2 separate regions of the Homo sapiens genome follow, and region 1 is linked to region 2. A link is a contact called in ENCODE Hi-C data. All regions are on one chromosome and are shown on one strand. Each heading gives the region's core, a stretch centred on a gene start or an enhancer-like site at or near the end of the contact. The rest is flanking DNA. Distances are from core to core; before and after follow the strand shown. Region 1 holds the start of PRDM4-AS1 (PRDM4 antisense RNA 1). Region 2 holds the start of CRY1 (cryptochrome circadian regulator 1).

The links. A loop is a pair of places that touch in the nucleus more often than their neighbours do. Pooled maps may share reads with other maps.
Region 1: a loop to region 2 is called in a pooled map, with 4 times the contacts of the local background. The contact joins the promoter of PRDM4-AS1 here to the promoter of CRY1 in region 2. A Hi-C loop is called at or near these places in 2 of 168 maps with a recorded cell type or tissue (PC-3 and endothelial cell of umbilical vein) and 1 of 50 pooled maps.

The regions. Positions count from the first base shown.
Region 1 is chr12:107,734,757-107,737,845 of GRCh38, forward strand. It overlaps PRDM4-AS1 (PRDM4 antisense RNA 1), which reads left to right and starts at 1,799. Exons shown (of 5, transcript NR_120474.1): 1 at 1,799-2,191. The region is part of intron 11 of PRDM4 (PR/SET domain 4); the gene reads right to left.
Region 2 is chr12:107,092,050-107,095,448 of GRCh38, forward strand. CRY1 (cryptochrome circadian regulator 1) reads right to left here and starts at 1,500. Exons shown (of 13, transcript NM_004075.5): 1 at 755-1,500. The coding sequence starts at 912. RefSeq lists silencers at 1,332-1,561, 1,892-1,971 and an enhancer at 1,642-1,791.

The DNA of each region.
Region 1 (3,089 bases), core at 549-3,048, 640 kb after region 2:
TGTATTTCTTTTGTCTTGCTGCATTCTCTCAGTATGATGCTCATAAAATTCATTCAAGCTGCTGTATCAGTTGTTTGTTCCCTTCCACTGCTGTATACTATTTACAAATATACAAATACACCACAACTTATCTATGGTACTGGATTTGTCTCTAGCTAATGAATGTTTTGGTGGTTTCCAGTTTTTTATTATCACAAGCAAAAGTGCTAGAACGTTTTTAAATTTTTTTAAATTTTTATTATTATTTTTTAGAGACAGGGTCCCACCATGTTGCCCAGACTGGAGTGCAATGGCTATTCACAGGTGTGATCATCATGCACTACAGCCTTGAACTCCTGGGCTCAAGTGATCTGTCCGCCTCAGCCTCCCAAGTACCTGGGACTACAGGTGCATGCCACTGTACCTGGCATTTGAACATTTTTATACTTGTATGGTGCTCTGCAATACATGTTTCTCTAGGGCACATACCCAAGAACTATATAGCTAAATCAAAGGATATGCACATCTTCAACTTTACAAGATAATGACAAACGGTTTTCCAATGTAGTTGTTTCAATATACACATCCATCATTGACGGTTCTGGTTGTCCCATATTCTCAACTGGAAGACTCAAATTTGAAAATGTCTGCCAATTAGCCAGTACATAATGGTATCTCATTACACCGTTATTTGTATTCCCTGGATGCCACTTTTATGGAATTACCATTTTTCTGTCCTTTTCTTAGACTAGTGGTTCTCAAGTAGGGGCGACTGCCTCTATGGGGACATTTGGCAATGTCTGGAGTCCTTTCTGATTGTTATACTGGGGAGGGGTGGTATAATTAGTATCTAGTAGGAAAAGGCCAAGGATGCTGCTAACCATTCTACAATGCACAGGGCAGCCCCACAACAAAAAATTAACCCGGTCAAAATGTCAATAATGTCAAGGTTTGAGTAACCCTGGCCTAGACATTTCAGAGCTGAAAAGAACCTTAGAGATCACACAGACCAGGAATTTTTTAGCTTTTTTTTTTTTTTTGAGTAGCTGAACCCCATGTCTTTATGAAAGCCCAATATGAAACAGTTAAAGCAGGTTATTAATAAAATCCTGGAAGGAGTGAGAGGGTGCAGTCGGGCGTTCTGAAGCCTGGCTTCCTTAGCATTTCTCTCATCCTCTTCTAGCAACAGATGGCACTGAAGAACCCTTAGAATTCCCTGGAGCAGTTTTAAAACCACCAATCTAATCCAACCTCTTAATTCTGCAGATGGGAAACATCATGTGCATAAAAACTACTAAGGAACTTGCCCAAGGCCACAACAAAACCCCTACCAAAAGTCTGACTTTTCATCTTCTACTCTGATGGTTTTTAGATGTTTATTCAACACATATTTACTGTGTCTAATTATGCCAGGCACTGTTCTAGATGCTAGGGCTATAGGATGTGGGTAAACTAAGTCCCTGCTTTCATGAAGCTTACATTCTAAGTGGACAGATTATAGCATAAACAAATGTGTAACGTGGTATCATATAGCAATAAAGACTACGAAAACACACGAAGCCAGGTAAAAGTGAAGGGGTCCTATTTTAGATAAGATAGTCAAGGAAGGCCCTCCTGAGGAGATAACATTTGAGCAGAAACCTGAATGGAGGGAAGAAGACATGCAGGCATCTGGAGGGAGAAGTTTCTAAGGCAGAGGCCCTGAGACTGGATGTGCTTAGTATGCTCAAGGAGTAGCAAGGGGAGGGTCAGAGTGGCCAAAGCAGAATATGAAAAGTAAGAAAAGGTGAAGGGAGAGGTAGCCAAGTACTATTACATCATAAAGGGCCTTCTGACTGCTGTAAAAAGCTTTTAACACAAATACGATGGAAAGCCACCAGAGATGTATGAGTGGAGACAGGCACAATCTGACTTATATTTGAAATGGATTGCTCTGGCACTGCGGACAGAAAACTGTGTGTATGTGTGTTCATCTGTGTTGCGGAGTAGATGAGGAGAAACAGCAAGTAGTGGCAGGGAGATCAACTGGGAGGCTACTGAAGCCATCCATAGAAGAAAAGCTGGTGGTCTGGACAAGGTGTTAGTTGAATGAAGGAAGGAAGGAAAAACTGAGTTGAGAATTACTTCAAGGTGTTTGGCTTGACCATTGAGGTGAATAATGGTGGTGCCATTTAATGAGCTGCTCAGCACTGGAGGAAATCAAATTCATGGGGTAATACTGGGTTGAGTTTTGGACACATAAGATTTAAGTTGCCTAGCGAACATCCAGCATCAGAGCCGCTGAGTGATGGTGAGGTGTATGAGGGTGGAGACATAAATCATATGACGGTATCTAAAGCCATGAGACAAGATGACCTGGGGAGTAAACATCACTGTTCTTCTGCTCACTTCCTCTTTCTTACAGGAAGGGCAAAGCCAGGTTCTGTCACCACCCTTCCACTCTCGGGGGACACTAGGGGGGGAACTCCTCTTGCATTTGGCATTAGGGCTGTAGCTGTTTTTTTTAAGTAGATAAATAAAAAGACTGCTAATACTACTATATCCACTTTGAAATGCCCCAAAGTAAAAATACAAGCATCTGAAAATTTTACCAACGATCTCCATAGGAAGCCTAAAGCCTCATTCAAAACCATTTTGAGGGAACAGTGCTTCTTATAAGAATGACTTATACCAGCTTTAAGTTTTGACAGTCCAAAACCTTCTTTCTATCCCATGAAAGTTTGGCAAAGAGGCTTACCATATCTTCTCACCCTGAAAAGGAGTCCAGATCCACATTTGTTAAGCAAAAGTAAAATGAAAGGATAGAGGCTGATATCGACTTGATTCAAGCAAAACTTTTCCTCAAACTATAATTGTGTGATCTTTAAGAAACAATATATCCACTTGCCAGAGACATTGTGGAAATCAATCTTGCATGTGGATGAAGTCAGTAGTCCTTAACCCTGGCTGGCCACGAGAATCACTTGGGGAGCTTTTTAAAATACCAAGGCCAGAGCTCTAACTCTGACCAATTAAATTAGAATTCCCATGGATGGGGTCCTAGCACCAATTGTTGTTTTTCACATTTTCCAGGCAATTATAATGGGCAGTCTTCTGGACAAATATTTGTC
Region 2 (3,399 bases), core at 250-2,749:
TCCCTAGCATTTAAATCAGTGCCTGGCACATGCTAAGTGATCAAGAGTCTATCTGTTGAGCTATGCTTTTATTTCCACCAGGGGGCCTAACAATCATGTAGCCTGGTGTTTCAGGAAAAGATCATAAAGCATCTCTAAGATTTCTTTCAGTGCTCTGATCCCTAGAAGGACTACAACTTGCCTAGAAAGAAAAACTGTGCTTTGTCTCGGCAACCACAAGGAGGAGTTGAGAAAAAGAACCGAGCAGAGAAACCAGATAATGCTGTTTCCCTTGCTTTTCCCACAGTAACCTCAAGGTGGAAGAACACTGGATCTGGAGCCTGCTGTACTGAATGAATGATTTTTCTCCATACTATGAGTTACCTAGACACAAACGTAAACAGGAAACATCACAATCCTTCCGAATGCCACAAAAAGGCCAAGGGAATCCATATACAATGGCCACTAAGGACAGGAAAGGTGTTTCTTTAACTCCAGCACTAAGAATTCTCCACAAATTCAGGGGAGGAGCTCCAGTTAGCACAGAAAGACACATAACTCACTGATGAAGACCGAGTGTTTCAGGTCGTCAGTACTCTTTGGCCAGAGAAGTATTAAGTCAATTCTATTTAATACTTAGGGCACCTAAAATTCGTAAGCGGTATAAGCAAGACAGTCCCACGTCTAAATTCACAGATTTGGCGGATCGCATGGAATTCATTAACATCAGACTCATTAAACACCCAAATCCATTTCCCACGGGCTTGTGACTCACCGCCACCTGTTGATGCCCACATTGGAGGAGCCGGCGAACCAGGGGTCCAGGATGTAGACGCAGCGGATGGTGTCGGCGCCCTGAATGCACTCCTTCAGGGCGGGGTTGTCGTGGAGCCGGAGCCCCTTTCGGAACCAGTGCACGGCGTTCACCCCCATGCCGGGGGGCGCGGCGGGTCCTCCACGGAGAAATTCAAGGAAGGAGGCTCCGGCTCATAGCCGACACCTTCGCTTCCAAGAGAATTGCCTCACCCGGGGCGTGAGGAAAGGGCGGCAGAGGGGGAACAGGAAAAAATGACTCCGAGGAGGGGACCGGAGAAGGCGGGGGCGCCGGAGGCGCAGTGGAAAGATGAATGGAGGTTGCCTAGTCGGCGGAGTCCGGGTGTGACGCCCTTTAGGAGCCCGCGCCCGCCGCAACCGCCTGGAGGCGACGCATAACTTCGAGGGCCTCGGACCTCCGGAGCCTGAGCAAGTTCCAGGAGCTCGAGCCGCCACGACGGCCCGAGCCGGCACGGACGGCCCCAGGAGATTCGTCACGGAAACCTCGCCCCACCAAGGCGGCCCCTAAAGACAAAACGGCCCGCCCGAGGTGAGTCACCGAGGAGAACCGGAGGGGAATGAGCCCCTGTCGGCGACGCTGTCTCTCGGCCCGGGAGAAAGGACCGGGAACGGAGGCTAGAGGCGGTGGTCGAGGCCGCTGGACGGTTGCCGGCCGGTGACCGGTCCCGAGGCTGCCCGGGTGACTCTGCCGCCGCCGCCGCGTCAGCGGCCTCGGCCCCGCCCCCGGCTCCTCATTGGAGGGCGCGCTCCCCTCGTGACCACCGGCACCTCACGTTTCTGAAGTGTGTTTACTACACTGGCTCGGAGGGGTAATCTGCTCGCGCTTCGGTCGCTTTTGGAGGAGCGGCAGCCGCTTGATCCCAAACTTGTTGACCCTCGTCCACACGCTGAACTCACTGCCTCTGCCCCTTTCCTGTGCCGACTGGTGGCCGTCCCTTGGAAGCAAATCGCGTTGACCACAGGCCCCTTGTGAGGGAAGGCTTAGCCCCGCCCCCAAGGGCCATGAGCGGCCACCATTGGCCGAGGCTCGCTGAGACCCGGATGAGCACGGGGATGCGGGGAGCTTGCGGGCGCGCGCGCTGCTCCGTTAGGCGCGCGTGCGCTCTCGCTGCGTTCCAGAGGGTAAGGGGGCGGGGCCGGCGGGCAGGAGCGCGCTCGGCGATTCCTCCCGTGGGATTTGGGGAGGGCCTGGAAATTGTCCGGTTTCCTTCAGGAGCCAGTGGTGGAGTCGGGCGGAGAGTGAGGGGAGGATGGAGTGGAAGGAGGAGAGTGGGAGGCTCCACGTACATTTCAAGTCCAAACCATGTGCTTCAATCCTGCTTTGGCCAGAGAACCCTACTTTGGAGATTGTGGAGCTGTGCCCCTCCACTCTCCTGGCCCTTGGGTGCCTCCTCCCCCTTGTACATACTCTGGGGAAAAGGGTAATTGGCAGGACGGATGCCAGGCATTCCTGGACTTCCTGGAATTTTTTTAATACTAGCGATATATATCATCAACCTTTCACCCCTCGTCTCTTACATTTAATGTAGTTTACCGGTCTCTTTGAAACTGGACGTTTGTCTACTTTTCCAGCGACAGTGAACTGCAGGCCATGGCATCCCTTAGATATATGATGCCCTTAAATTCATTCAATGATTACTTTTTGAATGAACTAGGCACTGTTCAAAGCACTAGAGATACAGGAGATACTTAATAAAACAGACTAAAACCCCACCCCTCCTGGGGTTTACAATTTGTCTCTTAACCTTTGCTGTTTTTTCCTCTATAAAATACTCTTCTTTGGAATCCAGTACTCAATATTACCACCTTTGAGCTACCTAGGATATTTCTACGCATCCCTTTAGACTCAGATGAAATAATAACTAATTTCTGAAAGTATTCCTGATCCCTAGGGCAAATTTAGGACCTCCCTGGGTTCTCCAAGTATGTTTCTGTTACATCACTTTTCACACTACCGTGAAAATTAGTTGAAAAGTGCCCATTCCTAGCAATACCAACTCAGTAATAGTACTTATTATCATAATAATGTGCCTCTGATTCCCTCTGAAGTGTGATTTCTCAAGGACTGGGTCTGTATTCAGTTTTCTTTTGTTTTTATTTTTTGCATCAACACCAGAACAGAGCCTGACATAGGCAAATGCTTATTTAATGAATGAATGAGTGAGTGAGTGAGTGCTGTTGGCCACCAGTGTGTTTGGCAAAGTTAAAAGAAAGAAGGAGATGGCAATTCTTATTGGTTGAATTGTGTGTCCCCAAAATCATATAACTCTCAATGACTATAAATGTGGCCTTATTTGGAAATAAGGTCTTTGTACATGCTCAAGTTAAGATGAGGTCATTAGGGTGCACCCTAATCCAGTGTGATTGGTGGCCTCATATAGTGGAGAAATTTAGACACAGAAATACATATACATACAGGGAAAATACCATGTAAAGATTGGAACTGTGCTGCCACAAGCCAAGGAACTACTGGAAGCTAGGAGAAAGACCTGGAACAGATCCTTTCTTAGCACCTTCACAGGACTGTCGCACTGCTGACACCTTGATTTTGAACTTCTGGCCTCTAGAACTGCGAGACAGTTAGTT